2 separate regions of the Homo sapiens genome follow, and region 1 is linked to region 2. A link is a contact called in ENCODE Hi-C data. All regions are on one chromosome and are shown on one strand. Each heading gives the region's core, a stretch centred on a gene start or an enhancer-like site at or near the end of the contact. The rest is flanking DNA. Distances are from core to core; before and after follow the strand shown. Region 1 overlaps LOC124903162. Region 2 holds the start of MRPS31 (mitochondrial ribosomal protein S31).

What was found. A loop is a pair of places that touch in the nucleus more often than their neighbours do. Pooled maps may share reads with other maps.
Region 1: a loop to region 2 is called in a pooled map, with 4 times the contacts of the local background. The contact joins the enhancer-like site here to the promoter of MRPS31 in region 2. A Hi-C loop is called at or near these places in 8 of 50 pooled maps.

What each region holds. Positions count from the first base shown.
Region 1 is chr13:40,099,135-40,105,107 of GRCh38, forward strand. All of the region lies in intron 3 of LOC124903162, which reads right to left. Among named protein-coding and RNA genes, the nearest start is that of LINC00332, 80 kb to the right of the region's middle. RefSeq lists a silencer at 1,562-1,732. Within about 2 kb of position 3,882, at least 4 of the 41 ENCODE cell types and tissues checked have a DNase peak (open chromatin) inside an H3K27ac peak, as active enhancers do.
Region 2 is chr13:40,768,988-40,775,899 of GRCh38, forward strand. It overlaps MRPS31 (mitochondrial ribosomal protein S31), which reads right to left and starts at 2,203. Exons shown (of 7, transcript NM_005830.4): 1 at 1,998-2,203. The coding sequence starts at 2,149. RefSeq lists an enhancer at 2,092-2,261.

The DNA of each region.
Region 1 (5,973 bases), core at 2,632-5,131, 670 kb before region 2:
AAAAAATGAGACAGGAAAGAGTGACTTCTCCATCTTAGAGCTCTGGGGCATGAAGTAAGAAAGCCTGAGAGGAGAAAGGAAAAGGCATTGAGGGGAGGGGAAGGGCCAAGCCACTTGGAGACAGGTTATGACACAGAAATACCACCTAAGCTCTCTGTTTCTCCCCATGGGAAGTGGCAGCAGCAACAGCAGCAGTTTGGGAGCCTCCAGCCTCACCAGAAGACATTGGCCTCTGGGACCACACCTGAGTTTTGCTAATAGGGTGAATCCTGGTGGGACCCTAGATAGTTTCAGGATGGAGGTTGGCCAGGCCTGTAAGACCAATCATGTGATTAGAGGCTCGGGGCTTCAAGCCATTTGCTATTCACCAGCCTCCCAGGAGAGGCACTGGAGATTGAGCTCAGACATGTGGTCAATGATTCAATCATCCATACACAGTGAAACCCCAATAAAAACTCTGGACCCTGAGGCTTGGGTCCCCTTCCTTGGTGGTGAACACATCAGCGTGCCAGCAGGGTGACACATTCTGATTGTATGGAGACTGGGCACAGAAGCTCTGCATTTGAGACCATCCCAGGCCTTGCCCTAATATCTTCTTTTGGGTGCTCCTGATTTGCATCCTTTATAATTAAACTGTAATTTTAAGTATAACACTTTCCTGAGTTCTACAAGTTATTCTATCAAACTATTGAGCCTGAGGGGGTTGTAGGAACCCCTGAATTTGTAGCCAGTTGGTCAGAAGTATGGAAGCCCAAGGAGCCCTAGAATTTGTGGCTGAGATACTAGTGCTGAGGAGTGAATTGATTACTAAACAATCAAATTCATTTGGTGTCTTTAAGATGGAGAAAATTTCACATAGTTCAGATACTGCCTAATTATTCTGTTAAGAAAAGTGAATTGGCTTGGCCCTTTGCAATTTGATCGGTTGCTTGGCAATCAACTCGCCAATAGTCCTTGCCTCCTCATTTTTCTTTCCGATTTTAATTGTGGCATTGGAATAAAAGGATAGTCTATCCATCTGCTGCCTTAGATTTTGAAGCTTAATTTAAAAAGTCAATCCTTGGACTATTTTTTAAATTCCCAGACCAAAGGAATCTAACGATTATTTCACAGCCCTTCTATTTCTTTCTTTTCACCCACATCCCTCAATCTCCTCAGTACCCTTTTCATCTCTTTAAAAGATATGAAAACAAAACTAAATGTAATAAAGATTTAGGCAACGCTAAGAACACAAGAAATTCTATTGGCTCCTATTAATCATGTTCTAACTCAACTTAATTGTACATATTTTGCTTGTTCATATTCAGCAGTGCTTGTGTTCCACTATGACCCCTAGATCTCTGTATGTCATGCTTGCTTGGATTTCCACCTCCTTTCTCCCAATCTCTCCCTTTCCCCAATATCTCTATATCTTTGTATAATTTGTTTTACCCCTAAAGGTGATGTGTGCACCAAAATCTCAGAAATCACCAGTAAAGAACTTATTCATGTAACCAAATATCACATGTTCCCCAAAAAATCTATTGAAATAAAAAATAATTTTTTAAAAAATAACAAAATAAAATTACATTAATTAACTATTTTATTTTACTTTATTTTATTTTATTTTTTGAGAAGGAGTCTCAAAACTTGTTGCCGAGGCTGGAGTGCAGTGGTGCAATCTCAGCTCACTGCAGCCTCCACCTCCTGGGTTCAAGTGATTCTCCTGCCTCAGTCTCCCAAGTAGCTGGGACCATAGGCATGTGCCACTACACCCAGCTAATTTTTGTATTTTTAGTATTGATGGAATTTTACCATGTTGGCCAGGCTGGTCTTGAACTCCTGACCTCAAGTGATCCTCCTGCCTCAGCCTCCCAAAGTGCTAGGATTACTGGCGTGAGCCACCATGCCCAGCCTTAATTTATTATTGCTTTCAGCAACATTATATTTTATCCTATGCATAGTTTATTAGGCCACATCAAATTTTCTCCATATTTTAAGTACCTAGTGACAATATCCCAATTTATGACATTTGCCTGTGATTAGAACTGTTGGTTTTCCCTTTAATGGAAGTGTTTTTCACTCTTGACTGCTTGTAGTACAACATGGTCAGAACACATCCGCAGCCCTTTCTAAGGGACACTGTCCCACCCAGGGCCACTGCTGAAATGGCAGTTCTCGATGGACCCCTATTACATCTGTCCTCATCTGATTGGTCTGGAAGTAGACACCTGCCTCAGGGATGCCTGTCCAGGCTTACCGGGAGATCTACTGTAAAGAGCTGAGCACTACCAGGAATTCACTGGACCAATCATATTCTCACTCACAGGACTTTGAATTGGAAAATACACAGAGACTCAAGCTGCTATCAGGGGCTGAGGTTGAAAGAGTGCACGAGTAGCCTTGAGTTAGCTGAAGTGTAGAGTAAGCCAAAATTGTGAGAAAGTGGAAACTACCATTGAGCAGAAGATTAAGTGTAGAGAAGTTGTGTTAAGTCATGGTGGTGAGAGGAGAAGCTAAAGCACATACATCAAGAATAACCAGAGCCAGGGTTGGCCAAGCCACTTTAATGGCAGAGCATGGGATTCACCGCCCCCAAGTGCCAAGGTCCCTAGAGCCTCACTGCCTCCAGCTCTAGTCTCTGTGTGGACTAACCACACAGCAGTTTCTTATGAGAGAACTTCCTTCTTCATTACCCCTTGCTTCTTGCAATAAACCAGCCCTTATTATGTGACCTGGTTATCATGGGTCATGCTTCCTTGTAACTCAATGAGCCCACACCTGCTGCTCCCACCTGTGCCTGGGTGGTGGAGAAACTGACAGGCAGCACTGCCAAGGGGCCATGCCACTAACTTGTAGCTGTCATTCCACCATGGGGCTCAGCTCACTTGCCCCACAATGCTTGTTTCAACATGGACTGGCTGCTTAGTCAAAAACTCCCTCTCCCAGAACTGGCTCTCCAACAAGAATGGCTAAAGGATCCAAGGTAAAAAGAAACAAACAAAAATACGTAAAGGTCATATGCCTTGCACTCCTTTGTCTACCTGGAAAGAGACAATTGTTCTGGCTGTATCAGCTTATCGGCCTCCAGGAAACTTTTTGGTTATGCATGAAGTCCGCCCTCTGTTCTGTGAGTCCTGGTTTCTAAATGATTCACAGGTGTGTGGCAGGAGAGGCACTTTCCAACTCTGAGTAAAAATGATGCCAGAAAAAATCAGAGTGACACACTGTTTCTTCTCTTATGCCTCAGCCTCTAGTTGTCCTGCCAGACAGCAAGGTTTTGGGTACAATCAGCCATAAAATCAGAAGAGAGTGAATATTTATGAGCACTGCCCCACTTTGGGCAACTGTAGGGTCAAAGAGACCAATATTTCACCCTCAGAGGGATCAAGAAGAAAGAGTACCTGAACTCAGTTCGGATATGTACATAGTGCATAGCGGGGCTAGAAGCAGCCTGAATGTCACTGATCAACCTCACCTCTTTCACCTAGGACTGTCCCAAGTCATCGACAACAGAGGGGACTTATTCAACCCCCAAAACACATGCAGGTATTTAGATTCCCCACCTCTTGTATCTGGCTGATGGATAACACCCTCAAATACACCCAGCTAAGTTATAAAATCTTTCTAGAGCTAACGCCTTAGTGAATTTGTTTATTCACTGGGAGCAGGTCTCCTGGACCATTTGACCCCACAATTCCACTCCCTTGTGTTCACACTCCAGGGGAGGTTCCAGGAGAAAACTGTCTCATGTCCCCTCTCTTTTACTGGTACTGGTGATTACACAGCTGTTCAAGTTAAGATGGCTCCCTACCATGCATCCAGGGCCCACTCTGGCAGGGAGAGTGGCTTACCCGCTTAACCTGGCATGCCGAGGTCTCGGCTGTGCCCCTGAATCATTGCTGAGTGCGTCAAGGACTCCAGTCCCCAACCCTCTGCAGGCCTGACTCATGCAGCAGCTTCCCCAGAGTACGCCCACGGGCTCCAGGTACTGCTCACAAGCTGGTCTCCTCCTCCACGTAGACACACAAACAAAGCCAGTTACTAGGCTTGCTAAGCTCTGCTTAAAGTTACAGGGCCTTGCCTTTGGGGCCGCAGGCTGCCTCATGCACGCCTCTCTTGTTGTGGATGCTGGGCTCTTCCATGACAACATAGGAAACCCACCAAGGGTCCCTTTCACATTGATAATGATGTTATGAAATCTGCGGCCAATCTTGAAAAATGCAGTGCCTTATGGGAGGGGAAAAAGAGGCTGGGAGGGCAAGGGAACTTTATCAAGCAGCAACCCCAAGGCCAGACCTTGGACTCCTGGGCCCAGCCTCAGAGACTGTTTCAGGACATATGATAGAAACTCTCGCTACTGTCTTTTTAAAAAGAATCTCAGATGATTCTGATGATTCAGACAGGTTTGGGAACCATTCTCCTGGTACATACGTGTATACACACACACACACACACACACACACACGACTACATTGTATGTAGATAGGACTACATAGATATGACTGTGTTGTCATAGCAGAAATAAAAAACCAGAAAAGAATCGTGCATGTGTGGAGTCTTGTGTGGGAAGGCGGGAGATCTTCCATTAATGAATAAAATGATCTGGAGTAAATCCCTTCTCTGCCCCAGGCCTCATCTGGAAAGTAAGAATTTAGATTAAATTTTCTCCAAGATCTCTCCAGCTCCAATGAATGTGGATGCTGCACATTCTACAAATCGCTCACTGCCTTCAGACTTTAATTTTTTTTTTCAGGCAATCAGTCGTTATTTGAAAAGAGACATACAATTGGAGATAACCCAGAAGGATCTTTTTATTATCTTCACATAGGTGACTAATATTTAGAAGGATAGGTAACAAGAGCAGGTAGTGGGAGTATGAATTAAAGAGGATGAGCTGGCTGAGGTGTAATTGAAACCTTCCCCATCAAGTAAATATAATGAACCCATTGCAAACTGTAAACAGAGAAACTCCCTAGCTGGGCGTTGTGGGAGTTGTCATACGGAAAAGTGTTTATACTGGGAAAAGTAGCCAAGTTGCAAGATGGGATTAGGGGAATATCAGAGTTGGGGAGTAGAAACAAGATAGCAGCCACCAGCGCAGGGAGCCAAGTCTCTTCTCTTGCTAAATTCAGAGGGGCATTTGGGTGCTTCAGGCAGAGATCAAGCCAAGGAGGCAAACATTACTGCCTGGCTTATGGCTTTCAAAAAAGCAGGAATTGAGGAGCATGAGGCCACAGAGGAAGGAAGAGGTGGCATTTCAAGGAAGAGAATCTAAAAGAATTGTCCTGGCTTCCTTCAAGTGCTGGTCACGGCTATATGAGAAGATCAAGTGCTGGTCACGGCTATGTGTGAAGATTCAGCCCCGATGAATAATTATGTATTTATTCAATAGCTAATATTTCCAGTCTGGGAGCTTGAGGAAGACAGAAGTGGGTATATTTAGTAAGAATCCTAGGAAGGTAAGGAAGTAGAACATGAACCAAGTCTACTCGAGGTCTTGAAGGAGGTAACGTCTCAGTAGTTGTGGGTTGAGGCACGTGGATTTCATAAACAGAAGTGATAATTCGCAGTGATTACAAGCAGGCTACACAAATGATGTTTAATGGCTATTACATAGTATTTTCAGTAAATCAAATTTATTTATGTAAATTTGAGGTGCTAATTTCATGTGTGATCTTCCTAAGGGCACCAAGAAAAGGAAACAGTGCCACAGGACAATATTCAGCAAAAGAAACTATCGTGGGGATCTTTTTTTAATGGAACTTACTGCTATCAATGGTGAATCAAATCTTTTCAGGTTCCCTCCATTTTAAAAGGAAAACTAAAACATGGACAAAATGCCATCAGAGTCTACAAATCTCAGAGGAGACAGATGAACCCTCTCTAGCTCTGGAAAACTAATCTTCCCCACGTCTAATCAGAATGCTCCATCCCACCATATGTATTTTGTCATAGATATGCCACCTCCCTTTTGGACAACATCTATTTTTC
Region 2 (6,912 bases), core at 953-3,452:
ACAATTCTTAGTTTGGAATTTAACATTTTAACTAAACCCCAGGTGATTCCCATGCAGGTGAGCTCAAGAGCCTGTATCAGACCCTGGGTTAAATATTGTATCAAGTTCAGCTGGGCATGGTGGTGCACGCCTGTAATTCCAGCAGTTTGGGAGGCGGAGGTGGGCGGATCATGAGGTCAGGAGTTCAAGACCAGCCTGGCCAATATGGTGAAATCCAGTCTCTACTAAAAATACAAAAATTAGCCAGGTGTGGTGGTGGGTGCCTGTAGTCCCAGCTACTTGGGAGGCTGAGGCAGAAGAATCGCTTGAACCCAGGGAGCAGAGGTTGCAGTGAGCCGAGATCACACACTGCACTCCAGCCTAAGCGACAGAGCAAGACTCTGTCCATATATATATATATATATATATATATATATATATATATATATATATATTATCAAGTTCTCAAAGCCAGAAAATGGCAGCCGCAGGTTAAGGATACTTACATGAAAGAGAAAATGGCAATTTCAAAAAATGCTGAAACTATTTGATCTGCTTATGAAAACGTCAGAGGCTATCAAATCAGGCACTTAAAAATTAGAATAAAAAACCAACTGCATAACTAGTATCCTCATAATCAGTACACAGGACTCTCATTATAATATTCAATATATGGTACAATCTATTTAAGAAAATGGTCATTATTTTACATTTAAAGTTACTATTCAAGGTATTTTAATAGAAAAGTGGTAATCAGGGGAATGAATCTCACATGTAATCTTTACTACAATGTTTTCTTTCAAGACTGCTATCATACCACAGAAAACAATCTACATTATAGGAAAATCACGTCTAAGTAACTCCCTAGCACTAAAAATAATAAACCTCTCGACCTAACCTCCCACCTGAGTTTGTTTCCACTGACAGCAGCTCATCAGTACTTCAAATGCAACACCTTCAACACCACATTCAAGACTCCTCTTTCAGACTGACTTTCCATTTTTCACACTTTCTATATTAAAAGGCCCCCTAACATAAACAGGTATTTGTTGTTTTCTAAAAATTATAATATATGGAAAAATCTTTCTCAAGCCTGGCTCCGCATTCTTCTGTTAACATTAAGGATACCCTAATACTCCAACGCAGCCAGTTGAAATTTTTGCTATCTCTGACTACCCTACCATTATCCCATGACGTCACATCCCTTTAATTCTACCTGTGCAATTTTTCTCCTCCATTCAGCTGGTCCTTCCCATCTTCACTGCTACTAACCTGCTTCAGCACTGTACTTAACCAAACTGCCTTCTGAGTGTTACGCATGGAATTTATGCAGCGGAATTAGGTTTTCATAATAAAGTTCTCGGAGGATAAATACCAAAACCAAGTATGCCACAATTCCCTTTTTTCCTGGCTAACTTCAACCAGTGGTCCTCCTTCAGATTTCGTCAGACTTTTCCAGAAACGATATCCTGAGTCTCCCCTATAATGGTTAGGTGTCCCTATTTGCTATCCCAGCAAGTACTCATTCATGTTGGCTGAATAGTGTACTCTGTTTACCTACACTATCTCAGCTATTACTTCACTACATAGCACTTGAATTGTCTACTTTCTGGAACTACACGCTCCGTGATGGCAGGACTGTCTCACTTGGGGTTTACAACCAGTACTGGCACGCTGTTTTTCGAGTTTTTCAGTAATGAACTAAAGAATAAATGAAGGAAAACAAATGAGACTATCAAATAAATCTTGGGAGGCAAAAGATAAAAACCTGGGTAAACTGACAGGAGATGATGACAAGAGGAATGAGGCGCGGCGTGTAGTAGAGCACAGCGACCAGGTTTGTAATCGTAGCTCTGTTTTCACGCACACTATGACCTTGGGCAAGTCATCTTTTCTTTCTGGGATTTCTCTTTCCTCAGATTTAAAGCAATAGCTTCTAAGACCCAGCAGGTGGTAACATCGACCCCAGGAAGTCGGAGGATGTACAGGACGGGGCACGGGGTTGCCTGAGGACCTACCGGGCCAACAGCGCTGAACTGCGGTACCTGACTGTTCCGTGCCGAACAGTGAGTAGCATAATCGCAGCCGCTGATGTCTCCGGGCTTCCAGAGGACAAAGGGTGGCGGGAAAGGGGGCGAAGAGGTAGGAACGTCGAGACTCTAGGAAACATCGCCGAGACACGAAATGAACCAAGAACACAACTGAAATGGTGCGTCCCGCTGCCAAACACGTCCCCGCCCTCTCTTCCGCTTCCGGCCTGGCGCCTTCCTCCCCCTTTGCGCTCCGGTGGGCTACAGGGGCGGGTAACTGTGTTCCGGACTCGCCCGCGGCCGGGCGGAGCCAGTTGCCTCCAAGCGACCCGACCCACCCCGCGATTGTAGTCCTAGAGGCGGAGTCCTCGCCAGAGTTCAGCAAAGGTTCGCTGGCCGAGGCGGGTCCCAGACCGGCGAACCCGACAGTGGAGGGCGTGACCAGTTGTGCAAAAACTACAGATGGTGCCAGTGAGATCAGTCTCTTCTTTAACAGACAATATTTTGCGATGTTTGGAGGGGAAGGGTCTACAGCGTTCACCACGTTCTCAAAATGCGCCATGGCCACCAAAGAGGTTTAAAAAAAATTACTAAAAGACCTGCTGCCCTATGAATTAGCGTTTCCTTTCAGTCTTTATTTTTGATGTAGAGTCAAAATGAGACATAGGTTTCATTTTTCAAAAATAGCTTTATGGCCGGGCACGGTGGCTCACGCCTGTAATCCCAGCACTTTGGGAGGCCGAGGCGGGTGGGTCACTTGAGGTCACGGGTGCGAGACCAGCCTGGCCAACATGGTGAAACCCCATCTCTACTAAAAAAAAAAAAAAAAAAAAAAAATACAAACACACACACACACACACACACACAATTAGCCGGCCGTGGTGGCGGGCGCCTGTAATCCCAGCTACTGGGGAGGCTGAGGCAGGAGAAGCGCTTGAACTCGGGAGGTGGGGGCTGCAGTGAGCCGAGATCGCGCCATTGCACTCCAGCTTGGGCTACAGGGCGAGATTCTTTGTCTCAAAAAAACAAAAAAGAAAAGAAAAAAAGATTTACGCCGGGGGCACAGTGGCTCATACCTGTAATCCCAGTACTTACGGAAGCCGAGGCGGGCAGATCACTTGAGGCCAGGGGTGAAGACCAGCCTGGTCAACATAGTGAAACCCTGACTCTACTAAAAATGCAAAAATTAACCTGGCGTGGTGGCGAGTGCCTATAATCCCAGCTACTCGGGAGGCTGAGGCAGGAGAATAGCTTGAACCCGGGAGGCGGAAGCTGCAGTGAGCCAAGATTGTGCCACTGCACTCCAGCCTGGGCAACAGAGTGAGACCCCGTCTCAAAAAAAAAAAAGGATGAAAAGATGCAAGAGAGAGACTTGGCTTTTACCTGTCCCTCATGAAACAGGGAACTGTGACCCCAGAAGAGATGTGGGGTTCCCAAACTTGGAAGGGGATGAGAATAAATCTGGTGGGAAATGTTGGCTAATAGGACACATGGGAACCACTAGCCTAAAATTCCATAAAGGCATTCCAAAGTTTACATCAACATTTTCCCTGTCCTCTCAAAAAATAATCAAGGTGGGGAGGTGAGTTTTTGTGATACTAAAACACAGCTTACATTGAGCAGATCTTCCTGAGATCCACTAACACTAACAGAACCTTTGTGACTGAATGCTCTACACAGTACACTTGGGGATGCTTACTTTGTCTGATTTGTAAAAAAACAAACAAAAATTAAAGCATAACTTTGTCAAAAAACAAAATTATGGCAAATTTAGCATAATTGGTTTTTATTTGTGATTCTAGAATAGTGTTCCAGTGAGTTGAGCAGAGGGGTTTGGCTTTACAAGCACAAAAGAGTTGAAGAAAATAGAAACAGGGAACAAAAATCAGATTGGTCATTTCAAAGTTACCTTCCTTATAGGGTTAAAACAGAGGGATTCCTTGTCATGCTGGCTCAGGTAAACTAGGGCCCCTCTGATTGGTGCTGTGAATCTCCTGCTTTTGGAAAACTGGCCCTGATTTCAAAGTTCAGTTTGATTACTTGGCACTTAGCACAAGTGACTATTCTGGTTTGCTCTGGTGTGCTGGGGGCTAGTACAGGAAGCTTGTCCAAAACTACGGCCTCCTATAAACTTTAGCAACTTCAATACAGAAAAGTGTATGAATTATAAATATGTTGATGAAAATGTATCTTTGTTATTGTTGAGATGGAGTCTTGCTCTGTCACCGAGGCTGGAGTGCAGTGGTGCTATCTCAGCTCACTGCAACCTCCACCTCCCAGGTTCAAGCAATCCTCCTGCCCTAGCCTCCCGAGTAGCTGGGAGTACAGGCGTGCACCACCACCCCCAGCTAATTTTGGCATTTTTAGCAGAGACAGATTTCACTATGTTGGCCAGGCTAGTCTCGAACTCTTGATTTCAGGTGATCTTCCCATCTTGGCCTCCCAAAGTGCTGGGATTACAAGCATTAGCCACCGTGCCTGACCAAAAATGTGTTTAAGGAATGATCACAGAGTTAATTCACCCATATAAACCTCCACCTGGATCAAGAAATAGAATATTAGCAGTACAGCATACTTTCCTTGATATCACTTGATACCCAGTGGAAAATCCATTCTTGAGTATAATAAGCAGTCCATGTGGATCACATTTAATAGTTACCTCATCTTTTTTCGATTTCTTATAATATCCTTCAAATGGGTTTTTTAAAACCCTAAAATCTCTTAACAAAGAAGATGAAAACTTCCATCTCAATTTCAGTTTCTCTGGGGGAAGACCTTGTCCCAGCTACCCTGTTCTTAATCTACTCTAAGGTAGTGCAGACACAGTAAATTACCTCCCTGCTCCGTAAGGGTAGATAGGCCGTGACTATGTGAAAGTGCCTGGCTGAGGGTCACAAGCCAGAATTGAAATTTAGTCTTCTCTACCATTTGGTTCCTTCCACTATCACTTTCTTACAATAGAGGCTTTCTTTGACCACCGTGGTTAATGTAGTCTCCTGCCCCATCCAGTCGCACTCTGGCACGGATTGCTGTTGTCCACCTATAGCCATTCTCTTCTTCTGGAATTTTAGCTGAACTCATGACACTGTCTCTACCAAAAAATAAAAAAATTAGCTGGGCATGGTGCCCCTGTGGTCTCAGCTACTTGGGAGGCTGAAGTGGGAGGATTGCTTGAGCCCAGAAGGTGGAGGCTACAGTGAGCAGTGATTGAGCCACTGCACTCCAGCCTAGATGACAGGGCAAAACCCTCTCTCTAAATAAATAAATAAATTTGACTTAAAAAAAAAGAGAATTAATAGGATAGTTCTACTTGGCCATAAATTAAATCATGAAGAGAATTTCAATAAATTCCCCCCAAACTTCAAAAGTCTGTCCTTTGAAAAACTAATATGACTTGTGTAATTTTTTTTCCAGAGCAATCATTTATGAGAGTGACAAAAAGAAAGCCGAAAGTAGAAAATTTTTTCCTCCTCTAACTTTCTATTATGGTATTTGATTCACCAGTCATTTTCTTCCCAGGGACCCCTGGAAATGCACTTTTTAGAAACAAGGCAAGAAATAGAAAATCAACTGAAATTGCTCCTGATATAGAGTGGTGACTTTGTCCTAGCTATCTCATAAAATTCTATACGAATTAACTCAACAAGCCTTACAAGAAAATGAAGAAACAAAATCACCCTATATTCCAGTTATCCATTGCTGCACAACAAACCATCCTAACGCTTAGTATCTTAAAACAACAATTTGTTATCTATCCTGGTTCTGTGGTGGACGGGGCAGCTCAGCTGGGTGGTCCCTACTTTGATCCCTCATGTGGTTGCCATCAGATAAGACTGAATGTCCGGGATGGTTTCTTCACCCACACATCTGATACCTCAGCTGGAATAGCTGGAAGAAACAGGGGCTGGCTGGGCCTCTCTCCACACAGTGCCCGGCCTAAAGCAGGCTAACTCTTACAAAGTTGCAAAATCACAGCGAAGATATTGAAGTAGCAGGTTAGTTAATGGTACAAGCAATTTCACTTCATCGCAATGAACTTCTTTCCCATAATATTTAATGTATCCCAGATTCATTTCTAAGCTTAATTACTATACTAATTCTTAGAAACACTTTAAAGCTAGTAAATAATACGTCTTGGAAAGATCTAAGTGAGTAAATAATACATCTAGAAAGATTCAGAACAATTTAAACTATTCTACCAATCTGCATAAACTAGCCACTAGTTCATGCTAGTGGGTCACAAAAGGGTAAAAACAATGAGCCCCTTCTCCCAAGTGGCAGGATGGCAGAACACGAATGTCATAGCACAAGTGAGGTTTACAGGCTCTGTGGCTACTTTGCTTGTGCAGTAAGATGTATCATATTCTGCTGTTTGTTTTATGCCATTTTCCATCATACTTAGTCTATGCACTTGATAGGCAATCAAATGTAATTGATTCTATTAATTGCTTTTCAGTCACTAGAATTGCCCATATATGTAACTTCATTTCCCAATGAATATGTCTATAAATCTGTATATTTTATGTCCAAAGTAATCCTTTTCCCTAAAATCAACTCTGAATTAACTTTCAATGCCTCTGTGTAAAAATGCATGTAAGACTTTTTCCAATAAAATCAGGAGGCAGCATAAACATGCCCAATATGGTAATGAGAATAATAATACCACTAACTGCCATCGTTGCATACTAAACCATTTACATTCTTATCTCATTTAATTTTCTCATTGACATCAGAATTATCCAACAAGATCAGTCCGATGTCACAGCAGATGTATGAAACCCTGTAGCAAGGAGTCCAGGAATGGTCAATATTTGAAAATCCAACTAGCCAGGTCAGCAATGGCCCCAGTCTTCTGAGGTTTGCTCTTTGTGAAATAAGCCTGCAGAATAAACCCAGTTGTCCA